Linked DNA regions of Mus musculus: region 1 is linked to region 2. The links are chromatin contacts, found by POLR2A ChIA-PET in ENCODE. All regions are on one chromosome and are shown on one strand. The core of a region is the stretch at or near the end of the contact, and the rest is flanking DNA. Distances in the headings are between cores, read along the strand shown. Region 1 holds the start of Rex1bd (required for excision 1-B domain containing). Region 2 holds the start of Cope (coatomer protein complex, subunit epsilon).

Region 1 (6,831 bases), core at 2,916-5,415, 200 kb before region 2:
CTCGAACTCAGAAATCCGCCTGCCTCTGCCTCCCGAGTGCTGGGATTAAAGGCGTGCGCCACCATGCTCGGCCTAGGATTCATTTCTATTGCCTGTGCGCGCCGGTTAAAGCTGGCGAACAACTCGGGTCGGTCCTCTCCCTCCACCGTGATGGTGATGGTAACGTGCCTTTACCCGCTGAGTCTTCTCATTGGCTTTGGAGAAAGCGGCTTACTCTGAACCCCAGCCGACTGGTAGGTAGCGCGGGCTAGCCTAGTACTCACCGCGGTCCGCCTGTTGCGGTGACAGCACAACGCCTCAATTACACAAAAACCTGTCCCCGCCGCGAAGGCAGCGGAGAAGGCTCCCGCAGGAGCTGCTATCACTCATGTGTTAAGCTCCACCCGGAAGCGGCTCCAGACAGAACGACTATTCTCGCCAGGACCCAACATGGCGCCCGGCGAAGCCCGGGGCGGGACGACATGCGGCGCGGATTGTGACGTAAACGCGCAGCGTGCTCAGTGCGCAGGCGCTCTCAGAGGAGACTAGGGGGTTTCCGGTTCCGCTGTCCTCTTTCTCTTCAACGAGGCGGCCGAGCGGGTTGGTGCCGTCCGCGTCGCGGCTGGGCTGTTGGCGGCTGGGCCTGGGCGGGGACGCGGCGGGGGTCGGCGAGGCGACTGTAGGGGTTCGCGGGCGCCGCTTCGGCGTCGTGCATGTTCGGTGGGACTCGGCCGCCAGGACCTGGGCGCGCGGCGGGCACGCGGCAGTGCAGCCCGGGCGCTGCGGGCGGAAGACCAAGGGCACTGACCTGAGCTCCAGGGCGAGTTCTGGGCCTAGCCTGAGATACAATGCGCGTTTGGGTCCAGTGTTGGCTGCAGAGGGAGTTCAGGGCCAGCCTGTGCTTGGGGGGGGGTGGTTGTGGCCCCCAAGGCTGGAAAGTTTGCCTGGGTTAAACTTCGTCTTAAAAAAAAAAAAAGGCTAAACTGTGCGTGGCGGTGAACTGCTCTCACCTCAGCACCTGAGAAGCAGGGCATAGTTGAGTCCAGCCGGCCCTATTGAGAAGAAACCTTTGCTGTCCGATCCTTCAGTTGGAAGGCACTCTTGCTGGGGTGGCAAGCTGTTGGGTAGGATTTCCCGACCCACCGGGTGGTGGTGACTGGCAGAGTGGGACTGCTGAGCCGTAGTCCGCAGCAGGATTTGGCTTTTTGGTAGTAAAGGTAACTAAGAAATAAGCAGTCTTAGGTGGTTAGTAGAAGCCGACGGACCTCTGTCTTTTACTCATGCGTCTCCTTCTGATGTGTAGCAGACGCCAACATGCAGATCTTCGTGAAGACCCTGACGGGCAAGACCATCACTCTTGAGGTCGAGCCCAGTGACACCATCGAGAATGTCAAGGCCAAGATCCAAGACAAGGAAGGTGGGCTGTGCTGTTCAGGGCGTTCTCCTACGGGTGGGAGCGCTTAAGGATCTTGGTCTGCTCGTCTCTTGAGTGAATGGGGTCTAACCAGCTTCTGCAGGAAGGAGTTGTGGCCAACCTGGTTTCTCTCGTGCACAGGCATCCCACCTGACCAGCAGAGGCTGATATTCGCGGGCAAACAGCTGGAGGATGGCCGCACCCTGTCCGACTACAACATCCAGAAAGGTAAGGGCTGTTTTGCTTGTCTGGTATTGTAGGTGGGGGCTGGCGTCCGACTGCTATTGCGGTCGTTGGCATGGTTGACTTACGTATTTACTGTGGGTATTTATTTGTGATGGCTCTGAGGCAAAGGGCAGAAGACCACTTTTCTAGCCTTGTGTGGGCTGAAGGGATTGAGCCCAGCTCACCAGACTCACCTGGCTGCCCCTACTTACCAAACCTTTACTTTGGTTTTGTTTTTGTTGTTTGCTTTGAGGCTAAGTGTCAACTTAGACCCAGGCTGTTTGGAACTCGTGGTAGCTCATGTTAGCCTCAAACCCATCGGAGCCATGCTGTCATCTACTTAATCCCATGTTCCAAGTCCCTGTCATATTCACACACACGTTCTGTGCATCTCTGTGTAGCACTGACTATTCTGTTGCTTCCCATGTGCTCAGATTAAAGGTGTGTGCTGTCACATCTGCTTGCCTGTTCTCTGTGTGGGTGTGAGAGCCTGAAATGTGGAGCACTGGGGGTTGGGGGTGCCGGTGTGTCCGCATCTGGATGCTTGCTGTGCTGTCTGTGGGGCTGCCTCCACTGGACATGTTTCTTGCCCTCGTTTGACTTGTGCTCTCACCAGACTTGTAAAGTTCCCAGGTGCCTACCATCTCACCACCAGTGTCTGTCTGCCTCTGTAGAGGAGCCTCTTTTAGGGTGCTACTTGGTGTCTTTGGGCAGCCCACCTCACTGTCCTGTATGAGCTCCTGCCTTCAGCTGCCTGTTCTTTTTCCCAGAGTCCACCTTGCACCTGGTGCTGCGTCTGCGCGGTGGCATCATTGAGCCATCCCTTCGTCAGCTTGCCCAGAAGTACAACTGTGACAAGATGATCTGCCGCAAGTGCTACGCACGCCTGCACCCTCGTGCAGTCAACTGCCGCAAGAAGAAGTGCGGCCATACCAACAACCTGCGCCCCAAGAAGAAGGTCAAATAAAGCTGTGGTCATACCTGGCATGTGACCCCGGGACCAAATAAAGTCCCCTTCCATCCACTGGAGCAGTAATTGGTGTCTAGAGTGACTGTTCTGTTGAGGGATCGGTGGGGAGGGGATCTCACCATGTAGCCTAGGCTGCCCTTGAACCTTGGAGGCTGGGGAGGCAGTAAAGACTGGTACTGGGCAGCAGGGTGAACCAGTGGGTTAGAACTTGCAAGCCTTGGAACCATGTAAAGGTGGAGCCCACACAGTGCTGCTGTGGGGAGGCAGGCTGTGCTTACAGATCTTGTCTTGGCTCTGATGTGTGGGGCCACAATTTAGGGTCTCTGGGGGAGCAGTTCACCTGACTCAGTACTCTGTACGCCAGTTAAGTTGCTGGACAACCTGATAGAGTTCACCATCAGGCATGGCACCAGGGACTACAGGCAACACACTTTATATGAGTTTATGAGGCCGCCTCATCTACCTTTGATTTTTGAGTATCAGGCACACTTTTGCATGAGTAGCTGGGTACTCTAGGGCGTCTAGGACCATTTCACCCATCGTGGGGAGTCTTAGACAGGCCATGTTGCTTGTAATTGACTTCAGGTATGCAGTCTGTCTTGTCATTTGGAAGGTTCCGTGGGTTCGAACCTGGTTGCCAGCAGCTTGCAAATCCCCCATGTATGTGCAACCAACATCTCCAAAGTAATTTAGGGAAGGAAGCTTTCAGAGTATATCCTACCTCCCCGGTGCTGGGAATCCCATTTCAAAGGTATAATCTGAATGGATGGTTTGTGTGCACTATGTGAGATGACATCAAAAGGTTTGTTAGGGGCTGGAGAAGTGGCTCAGTGGTTAAGAGCACTGATTGACTGCTCTTCCAGAGGTCCTGAGTTCAATTCCCAGTAACCACATGGTGGCTCAACCATCCATAATTGATCTGATGCCTCTTCTGGTGTGTCTGAAGACAGCTACAGTGTACTTACATATAATAAATACTTTTAAAAAAAAAATGCGTGATGGGCATGGTGGTGCACTTTAATCCCATCACTCTGTAGGCAGAGGCAAGCGGATTTCTGAGTTCAAGGCCAGCCTGCTCTACAAAATGAGTTCCAGGACAGCCAGGGCTATACAGAGAAACCCTGTCTGGGGGGCTGGGGGTGCATTAGGTGTCCTGCATATAGGTGTGAGTGGCTATGTGGGTAGTGTCATTGGGTTCAGTCCTGCAACAGCAACTAGTACTCAGCCACTGAAACCAAAACTGGTTCAACTACATTCGTAAGCATCACCGGTACAGAAATACTTGTGGCCTTAACTTCGATTTAGGCCCTATTCGAGCCCCGCTTGTTGCAAGGATCTGGCGGATGTACACAGCCCTGGAACTAACCATTTAGTTGCTTTAGAAACTATTTAGAGTTCCACCAGGCGGTGGTGACACACGCCTTTAATCCCAGCACTTGGGAGGCAGAGGCAGGGACAGCCAGGGCTACACAGAAAACCTGTCTCAAAAAAAAAAAAAAAAAAAAACGAATTCAAAGGCGCGCGGGCTGGTGGTGGACCTCCCGGCCGGCAGGGGGCGCAGCGGCCATTCCCTAGTGCCACTTGACTGCGCAGTCATGCTCACCGCCGCCACAGAGGTGTTGGCTGCTGCAGACGGTCCCGGGTCTGCGGAGTCCGCGTGGGCCTGGGTGAGCCCGGTTGCGGGTGGGACGGGCGCGGGGTGGCGGGATGGGCTCAGGACTCCGGCTTCATGGCCCCACACCCCCATAGAGAGACGCCCCGATCGCTACACTGGTGCAGAGGATTCAGCAGCTTCAGAATGAACGCGCACAGGCCTTCCGCCGTCTAGACCAGTGAGCGGGCTGGGCTGGAGGAGGGGGCGGGCCCTGGGAGAGCTTGCCTGAGGGGGACCTGAGGGGAGGCGGCTGGAGGCGTGGCTGGGAGGACCTAGGTTGTGGACTTGGTCGGAAGAGGTGGGGAGAGAGCCAGATCTGGTCCAGGAGATGCAGGAGTGCTGCTGCCGGGAGCAGGGCGTACTTGAAAGCGAAGTCTAGAAGGGTGGGTAAAAGGATCTGTGACACTGAAGCCTGTCTATTTGGGGGAGTTGGGTAGAGCTGAGGGTGTAGCTTTTAGTAGCAGGGTAGATAGGTGTAGAGCAGCATGTGACCGTGGGCGTGGCCTGGCGGGAGCAGCTGTGGTGTGACCCTCCACAAGATCCCTCATTTCTCTGAGTGCAGAGATGGTTAAGCACTAGCTCTGTCCTGACAGACCCAGTCTGTGGAGTTCGGGTTTGTCTCTTTCGAGTCGGGGGTATCTTCCACGTAGCTGGAGCAGGGAGCGTGGTCTGCTTGTCAGCGTGTCGATTCAGCATCCTCCCGGTCCACTGCAGAGCTCACCGTCAGTACCTGCTCAGTGGTCAGCACTATGACTTCCCGAGTTACCGGAGTGTCGTGCACGAGGTGACCCAGGCCTTCGCCGCTGCCTCGCGGGAGGTATTGGCAGTGGAAGCAGAGTTGGCAGGGCCTCGAGCGCAACCGGTGCTCGCCCGCCACGTGCGCAGCCTGCAGGAGCTAGAACAGACGCGCCTGGCCACGGTAAGACCACCACCCCTCTCCTTTTAGAGTGGGGCATGGTCCACAACCCATTCCCAGCCACCCCGACCTACTACTATTTTTGCCAAACACCTCTATGCATTTGGGCCCTCTCCCACTCTTTCCTGGCTAACTACATTTCCCTCCCAAATTTTTGCTTAATTATACCAGCCCCTCTGTAAAGCTGTCCTAAGAACTCCAGAAACCCAACGCATCGACCACTGTGGCTGTTTAAGTCCCTAACTCTGGGTTATCACCGTTGGAACCCACAAACTACTTCTTCCACAAACATCCTCAGACACTTGTCATCCTTGGTCCTTGACCCAGATCCCAAGACCCCACCTACCCTAACCTTATAGCCAGTGGTAGCAGGGGAGGAGCTTGCCCACTGTAAACCATGTAGCTCTTTGGTCTGGAATTCTTAGTGCAGAATCCCAAACTCTGCAGAGTTCCATTTCCATCCTAGAATTCGAACTCCATGTCCGGCCACTGGGGTGGAGGCCACACCCACCATACCTGCCACCATTCCCTGGTTTTTCCAAACTGTGACCATATTCTGTACCTCCTTCCATAGGAGAGCCCTAAAAGCAAGTCATACGCTACCTCCCACTCAAGCTCTGCTCTCCTTAGAGTCCACTCCTGGCCCTCCTTCCCTCTGTGTGGCTTTTGTCTACTGTAACTCCCATTTCCTCCTCCAGGTGGCACTGTTGCAGGTGATGGGGACACCAGGAGTGTCAGAACAGGACCCTGAAAAGTTGCACCAGCTGAAAATAAAGTGAGCCCTGTTGGCCCCTTGGCTTGCCACCTTAGATTGGCACCTTAGATTGAGTCAGCCCAGCGCAGAGCCAGTCAGAGAGGGCAGACACTCTGATGCACTCTGGTGCTCCCAGATGCGTACTTCCTAGGATGTGCATGTATATCACATCTCTTACAGTTTCCACTGCTTTCAGGAGTTTGAATGTGACCAGTCACTTGCTCCCCTGTGAACCCCTCTAGGTCTATTGCAGGTCTCTATGCATAGATAGGCATGCACAAACATCCCCTCCCCCCACCACCATGGCCTTTCCCATGAGCCTACTGTGACCCAACGAGCCACCCGGCCTCCTGGGCATGCTCCCAGGCTGGGCTTGAGGTTTGGCAGCAAGCAGGAGGGCCCAAGGCTTGCCATAGCCCCCCTCCCCGCTAGCTGTGCAGCTCAGCTAATTCACCCCATCTGGGTTTTATTTATAGTTTCCATCCGCTCTTGTAGGGTAATTAAAACCATGGAGGCGATCGGCGAGGTTCTGCAGGAACTCAGGTTTGATGCGGAATCTGCCGAGTGAGGGCGGCTCCCCAGGGACCAGAGGAAGCCGGGAAAAGAGGCCCATGGCGTCGAGCCCAGCCCTGACCGCCAGCTGGCTGAGGTCGTGCCCTGCTGGGCTGCCCTCCAATGTGCCTCACGCAATAAAGAATTCTCCCTCTGCAGCTTTCCCATCAGCTCTGTATCTTGGGATGGGTCAGCCATCTTGGGGTGAGGGGGGATTCTCCAGGGAAACAGGGAGAGCAGGTGTAAGATTTCACACCCCCAAGGAGTTCTGGGACAGGTAGTGTTCTAGAAAACAGGATCGAAATTTATAGGTGGGGAGGGGGTATGCTACCCCTCCCCCCACCCCAACACATAGGCCCCAAACACA
Region 2 (6,798 bases), core at 3,331-5,830:
AGATATCTGAGAAATGGTCCAGAGAGTAAATAAACACTTGCTATGAAGCCTGATGACCTCCAGGGTCCACATGGTAGAGAGAACCAACTCCCACGAATTGTCCTCTGCTCTGCAGCGTGCACATACGCACTGTTGTACACATCTGTCCCCAAATCTATCTATCTATCTATCTATCTATCTATCTATCTATCTATCTATCTATCTATCTATCTATCTATGTACATATATATAAATATATCTAAAAACACACACACATATATATGCACACACACATACATATACATAAATACATATATATGTATGTGTATGTATGTATGTATGTATGTATGTACAGGGCTTGATTCACCTCCCTCAGCTTTCTAGGAGATGGGATTTTAGGTATCTGCCTGACCTGCTTATCCCTCCTTGCTTTTTTTTTTTTTTTAAATAATTTTAAACTCATTCTTTGACAAGTCATACATACATATAACATATTTTGATTGTAGTCCCTTCTTATCCTCCCTCTGGGATCCTTCAGCTTGGACTTACCTAAGTTCTCTTTTCTTTCTATTTGTGTGTGTGTGTTTGCGCATGTCCAAACCACAAGTGTGGAAGTGTGGAGATCAGAGGACAACTTATGGGAGTCAGGGTTAGACTGGGCCCCAGTAAGACCCTGTTTTAGAGAAGCCAGAAGAAGCAGGCTTCAGGCCACTCACCACTCAAGGCCGTCGCCCTGGTGCAGGGTTCGCAGGGCTGCATCCGGGTTCTGGTCGTGGAAGTAGATGGAGGCAGCCATGAGCAGGAAAGTGGTATTGGTCACATCCACACTCCTGCTCATCTCCCGATCCAGCTCCAGCACGATGCTGTCCCTGCAAGATGTGGCTGCTCACTGTGAGGCTAAGGCAGGAGTCAGCCTCATGCCTCTGAGGGATCCCATTCTTCAGGAGCGCAGAGCCGTGTCAGTCCAGGGGTGCACAGCAGTGAGCACCAGAGCGGCCAGGCCATCCTAACAGAGCACCAGGCAACCCTAACATGGTGCATCAGGGAGACCAGCTTTTGATGCTTCCAGCCATCCCTGCTCATGCACATGACAAAACAAGTTAGGAGAGGTGAGAACAGGCACTCAGGCCATCTGCGTGCTAGAGGGCTACATGTGATAGCTGAGAAACTGCATCAGAAGTGGTCAATTTCTGGGTGGTGGGAATCCTAAAGGCCTCTGTGCCCTGGCCTCGTGCTAAGCCCATGAACAGGCCTGGGTTTGGGTGAAGCAGGCAAGATCTACTCTACCCTGGGTACGGCTAGCACAGCTGCTAGGAAGGGACAGTGTTCTTAGGTCTGAGGCTCTAAGACAGGGCTTGCTGAACAGTTACCAGAGTCGCCCCCCCCCACAACGTGTTCTTTTCTGTGCTAGGAAGCCAAGGTCATGAGCGTCCTTGGCGTGATCAACATATATCTACACCCCAGCTAGGTACGGCCTGTGCAGCAGGGTCCACCACCACCTCCACTGGGCAGGCAAGGGAAGTGAATGGAGACACCAGAAGTGAGGACATCTTACCCTCTCTCTGCAGGTTGGAGCAGACCCTGGGCTCCAGCTATTTGGGCCTAGTGCCACCTGCCCTGGCCAAACCTTACCTCTGGTTCTCACTGGCAAGGTACTCAGCAAACATGCGCACAGCCTGGAGTTCTGGGGCCGAGGAGGGTTTGATCTCATCCAGGACCACGCCATACTTCCTCTACGGTCACAGGTGCATATCAGTCCTTCCTACCTAAAGGCTTTATATTCCCAACCCACAGCCCACACCACCAGCACACTGCCCAAGACAGCAGTGTCACATGCATCTGCAGCAGGCAGCAAGGTGGCCACGTTTGTTTTCCCTGCTGTAGCTGGGGACATGTGTCAGCAGGGTGGGGGCAGAGGGTGTCTGCTATGTCCCACCTTCCCCCACCTGGCAGATCTCTTGCTGACACCCACAGCTACTTCTGGAGCCACCTGTCCCTTGCTGTCCTTTCTCAACCAGGCTGCTTTCAGAGTTGCAGCAATCCCCTTCCTCAGCCTTCCAAGTACTGTGTCACCATGCCCTGTTGGGAAGATCACAGCCACACAGAACCACACAGAGTGTGCGACTGACCTAGGCACAGGGTGGTGATGCAGTCTGTGGTTAGGAGGCTGTTTACCAGGCTCCTCCTGGGGCACCTCAGCCCTTGCCCTGGGCCAGAGTGAAGAAGACCTTTTCAGAGGTCACTAGGAATATATCTTTTTGAGCAGCATTTTGTTGTGTAGCCCAGGGTACTTTAAACTTGAGCTCCTTCTGCCTCAGGCTCCCAAGTGCTGGGAAGACGGGCCTGTGCCACCTTGCACAGCCTGGGGCTGTTTTTAGAACACAGAAGTGAAAATACACCTTGTGTTTTCTGTAGGTAATGACGAAGCCAGGCATGGTAGCACAAGGGAGGTGGAGGCAGGAAAGGAAGGTCATCCTGGACTCCATAGTGAATCCAAGGCCAGTCTAAGCTATGTGAGATGGCTGCCAAGCCTGATGACCTGAGTTCAATTCTCAGGACCACACATACTTAACCCTCCCCGTGATGAGGCATCCTGACAGTCCCCTGGCCTGGCTGTCCACGGCTTTCCTGCATAATACTCTGTGCCCTTCCCCAGGCTGTCCACACTCACCTGTGCGAGGTATGCTCTGTATAGGAAGACATCCCTCTCTACTTCCCGCTCAGGACTGGAGAGCTGTGAGAAGATATGCAGAGTGAGGCTGGGCAGCCTCCCTGCTAGGCTCATAGCTCTGGGTCTCAGCTGGAATCCAGGAGACCCAGAAGCCCCAAAGCCTCCAGAGGGCACCCAGTGTGCAAAGCCCTGATCTTCTCTCAACTGATGCGAGCCCAAGGAGGCTCCGCCGTCATCCCAGTATCACAGCGTCATCCCAGTATCACAGCGTGCAGTGCCACTACGGCTACAGCAGCAGCACAGCTGCATGCCCCAGCCCTGTTGGGCGCTTTACAAGCTCAATGAATTTGGCTTTGATTTTATTATTTTGGGAGTTTTGGAGACAGGGTTTCATGCAGACTAGGCTGGCCTCAAACTCACTACATAGCTGAGAACAAGTTGGATCTTCTTGCCTCTTGTCCAGAACCTTAACAAAACAGCTTTTTAGCCTGGTAAGGACAAGCCTCCACATAGTTTACCTGAGCCATGCCCCAGCCCATCACAGCCCTGACTCTGTTTCACATTCAAAACAGGCAAGTCTAAGACCACCACTTTCTACACCCATTCTGCCATTTCCTGGCTCTCTGTGCTGCCTCTGTTGCCAAGGCTACTATACCTAGAAAGCCTGTAGTTCCACCAACTCCATCCCTTACTGAGCCCAGCAGGAATGCTGTTTTCCACGAGTGCACAGTGAAGAATGAGTGACAGGTGATTCTGTCAACAACACACACAGGCTGTTGCAAACACGGGTCACATCTTTAATGAACTAAAGACAAGCTGAGCATTGTGGCACAGGCCTGTCATCCTGCATCTGGGAGGCTGAGACAAGACTGCTACATCTAGGGACAGCCTGGGCTATATGAAGCTGCTTAAAACATAAAACAAAACCAGGGCAAGGATTTAGCCTGTGGAGCATTTGCATCGAAGCTGTGCTTTGGCTGTGCACACTATGATCCCAGCACTCCAGAGAGCAGGCATGGCCATCAGGAATTCAGTGCTCTTCAGCAACATGGGGAGTCTGAGGCCAGCCTGGGCTAAAGGAGACTGTCTTCTTTTATAACCAAACTTCCCTTTTGGGGGGAGTGGGGGAGGCGAGGAGGGTACAGTTCAAGACGGGGTTTTTCTGTAGCACCCTGGCTGTCCTGGAAGTCGCTATGTAGATCAGAGTGGTCCAAAACTCAGAGACTTGACTGCCTCTGCCTCTGGGTGCTGGGATTTAAGGCACACCAAGCTACCTCCGGTTTAGGACTATTATTAAGACAGATTACAGTATTACCCGAACTGACCTAGAACTGCTTATGAAGATCAGGCTGACCCTAAACTTACAGAGATCAGCCTCCCAAGTGCTGGAATAGAAGGCGTGCACCATGATGCCTGACTTTAGACACTTAAAAAAGGGGGGCGGGGGGGGTTTAAAAACGAAACAGTAAGAGGTTTTATGATGGAGCTAGTGGCGCACACCTGTCACCTCACCATTACCCTGACTTCAGGTCAGCCTGGGCTATAAAGTGAGCCCCTGTCAATCAACCACCAGAAAGTTGGAAGCTTGGCACAGGGGTGCACACCTGTCATCCTAGCACTGGAGGGGTGAAGACTGGAGGCGCAGGACCTCAAGGTTAGCCTCGGTTACAGAGTAAATTGAAAACCATCCCTAATTATAAGAGAAACCGAGTCCTCGGACCAGAACCTCAGAGCGCGCCGGAAGCTGCTCCGCACGCTGCCCACCTTCACGCGCTGAGCCTCGTTGATGCACTGCTGGTAGCTGCCGATGTAGAAAGCGTTCTTCACGTCGAACAGCTCATCTACCTCTCCGGAGCCGCCAGAGACCGCGCCAGGAACCGGAGGAGCCATGTCACCGCACCTCTAACCAACCTTCTTCTGGGACACGTAGGCCGGAAGCAGGTCCCCGTCGTCAGGAACTCTGGGAAACGTAGTTCTATGGGACAAATCAGAGGCGATGAAAAAGAAACCTTGCAAAGCCTCCCGAGAACTATAGTTCGGATTCCGTCAACAAACACAAGGCCTTCAGAACCAAAACACTGAAAAGCGGTCAAAGCTCGGATTGGTTGAAGGATCTGGAGAGGGTCTCTCCGTGACGTCACATTCCTCCGCCAACGTCCTCTCACAACTTTTCCAGGCCGGACTGCGCCGGGGTGGACGTGACGTAGCATTCACGCGCCGGAAGCACTCATTTCTAGGTTCTCTGCCCGGGTCTGGAGCATGGCGGGGTTCGCTGAGATCGGGTTGTCGTCGTGGCTGGTAGAACAGTGTCGACAGCTGGGGTTGAAGCAGCCCACGCCGGTGCAGCTCGGGTGCATTCCGGCCATCCTGGAAGGTGAGTTCTCGCCTTTCTTTTAATGCCTTTCTTTGCCCGCTCTTCCTTAGCCCCACTTGGGTTCCAGGAATCAGGACAGCATTGAGTGTTTCGGGGACCCTGACCCGCAGCATTGACATTTACGCTGCGACCGACTCGTGTTCATTATCACACAGGTGATGGGTGGCACCTCTTAAGTTTTCGTAGCACCCGAGCATAGGGAGAGATCGGTGAATGACTAAAACATGGCACTGAAAAAAAAAAAGGGTAGAGCTGGCTTTGACGTAGAAGCCGTCAAACTCCAGGTAAAAACCAATGCTCCGTGTTTGTGTCAGTGCTCTTCGACCCAGTTCACTTTTGCCATTAAAGAGGCGTCCTTGGAGCCGGACGTGGTGACTCTCAGTCATCTCAATACTGAGCAGGTGGAAGCAAGAGGATCAGGAGTTCAAGGTGATCCTCAGTTTGGTAGCAAGTTGCAGACCAGCCTGGGCTACCTGAAAATTTGTTTCAAACAAGCAATTATAATAATTGTTGGAAATTAGATAATAACACGTTCAAGGGACTAGTGGAAATGAAACAGTTTTAAATATTCAATTCTGGAGAAAGGGGTACCAGCATAGAGAAAAGGCAAAAATAGCTGGTGTGGTGATTTCAAGCAAGTTTTTGAAGCCTTTCCCCAAATATGGGAAATTCCTGACCTTTTCTTCCATAGACCTGCAGGGCTTTTCCCCTCCCCAAATTCCCCATCCCATTGGTCCATTGGGGCCCCAAGTCTTCTCTAATGAATAGTTTGGGTCTTGAGGCTGCCTCTCTTCTATTCTCTTTTCTTTCTTTTTTTTTTCCCTTGTTTTTTTGTTTTTTTGAGACAGGGTTTCTCTGTATAGCCCTGGCTGTCCTGGAACTCACTCTGTAGAACAGGCTGGCCTTGAACTCAGAAATCTGCCTGCCTCTGCCTCCCAAGTGCTGAAATTAAAGGTGTGCGCCACTACTGCCTGGCTGCCCTTCCTTTCTAATCATGGGCTCAGTCACATAGCAGAGCACCTGTAACTCTCCGAGTCTTAGACTAACTAGGGGAGAGAAGGACCCAGTGCCTCCAACTCATCTGTAGCTCTAGTGAACTGTAAGCTCACCTCGTACTAAAAGCAGACCATACCCATCTATTTCTTACAATAATGAGGGAATGCCCAAGGGACCAATCATGGCCCTTGCTCCACACTGATGCTGCTTTGCCATCTGCCTAGGTCGGGACTGCTTGGGCTGTGCAAAAACAGGAAGTGGCAAGACAGCAGCCTTTGTGCTTCCCATCTTGCAGAAGCTGTCTGAGGACCCTTATGGCATCTTCTGCTTGGTTCTGACACCCACCAGGTGAGCCTCCCCACTCAGCCACATGTGCTTTCTTTTTTTTTTTTTTTGGTTTTTCGAGACAGGGTCTCTGTGTAGCCCTGGCTGTCCTGTAGACCAGGCTGGCCTTGAACTCAGAAATCCGCCTGCCTCTGCCTCCCAAGTGCTGGGATTAAAGGTGTGCGCCACCACGCCCAGCTCCACATGTGCTTTCTTGACCTGTCCGAGTTGCACTTTGCTCTTGTGTGAAATGGGGTAAGAATCATTCCTCTCTTGTAGGGTTGCAGAATCAAGCAGGGCTAATGGTGTGTGTGAAACATTCCTAGCACTCAAGAGGGAGCTACCAAGTCTAACAGCTAGGGAAACAAAATGATATCCTTGGGCCAGTAAGATTGCTTAGCAGGCAGAGCCATTTGCCTATAAGCCTAAGTTCAGCCCCCAGGGACTCACCTTC

The links. ChIA-PET counts read pairs that join two places held with the same protein, here RNA polymerase II (POLR2A).
Region 1: POLR2A ChIA-PET joins it to region 2 with 12 read pairs in Patski. The contact joins the promoter of Rex1bd here to the promoter of Cope in region 2. POLR2A ChIA-PET finds 5 or more read pairs at or near these places in 3 of 5 experiments (Patski and embryonic stem cell).

The regions. Positions count from the first base shown.
Region 1 is chr8:70,504,086-70,510,916 of GRCm38, reverse strand. Rex1bd (required for excision 1-B domain containing) reads left to right here and starts at 4,165. Exons shown (of 5, transcript NM_025577.3): 1 at 4,165-4,255; 2 at 4,338-4,420; 3 at 4,957-5,161; 4 at 5,857-5,933; 5 at 6,408-6,622. The coding sequence starts at 4,184. The coding sequence ends at 6,480. It overlaps Uba52 (ubiquitin A-52 residue ribosomal protein fusion product 1), which reads left to right and starts at 500. Exons shown (of 4, transcript NM_019883.4): 1 at 500-579; 2 at 1,283-1,396; 3 at 1,535-1,621; 4 at 2,389-2,654. The coding sequence starts at 1,294. The coding sequence ends at 2,585. 4930522P08Rik (RIKEN cDNA 4930522P08 gene) reads right to left here and starts at 431. Exons shown (of 2, transcript NR_151735.1): 1 at 264-431.
Region 2 is chr8:70,300,549-70,307,346 of GRCm38, reverse strand. It overlaps Cope (coatomer protein complex, subunit epsilon), which reads right to left and starts at 4,580. Exons shown (of 10, transcript NM_021538.2): 1 at 4,415-4,580; 2 at 2,651-2,713; 3 at 1,612-1,712; 4 at 696-848. The coding sequence starts at 4,540. It overlaps Ddx49 (DEAD box helicase 49), which reads left to right and starts at 4,895. Exons shown (of 13, transcript NM_001024922.2): 1 at 4,895-5,024; 2 at 6,245-6,368. The coding sequence starts at 4,910.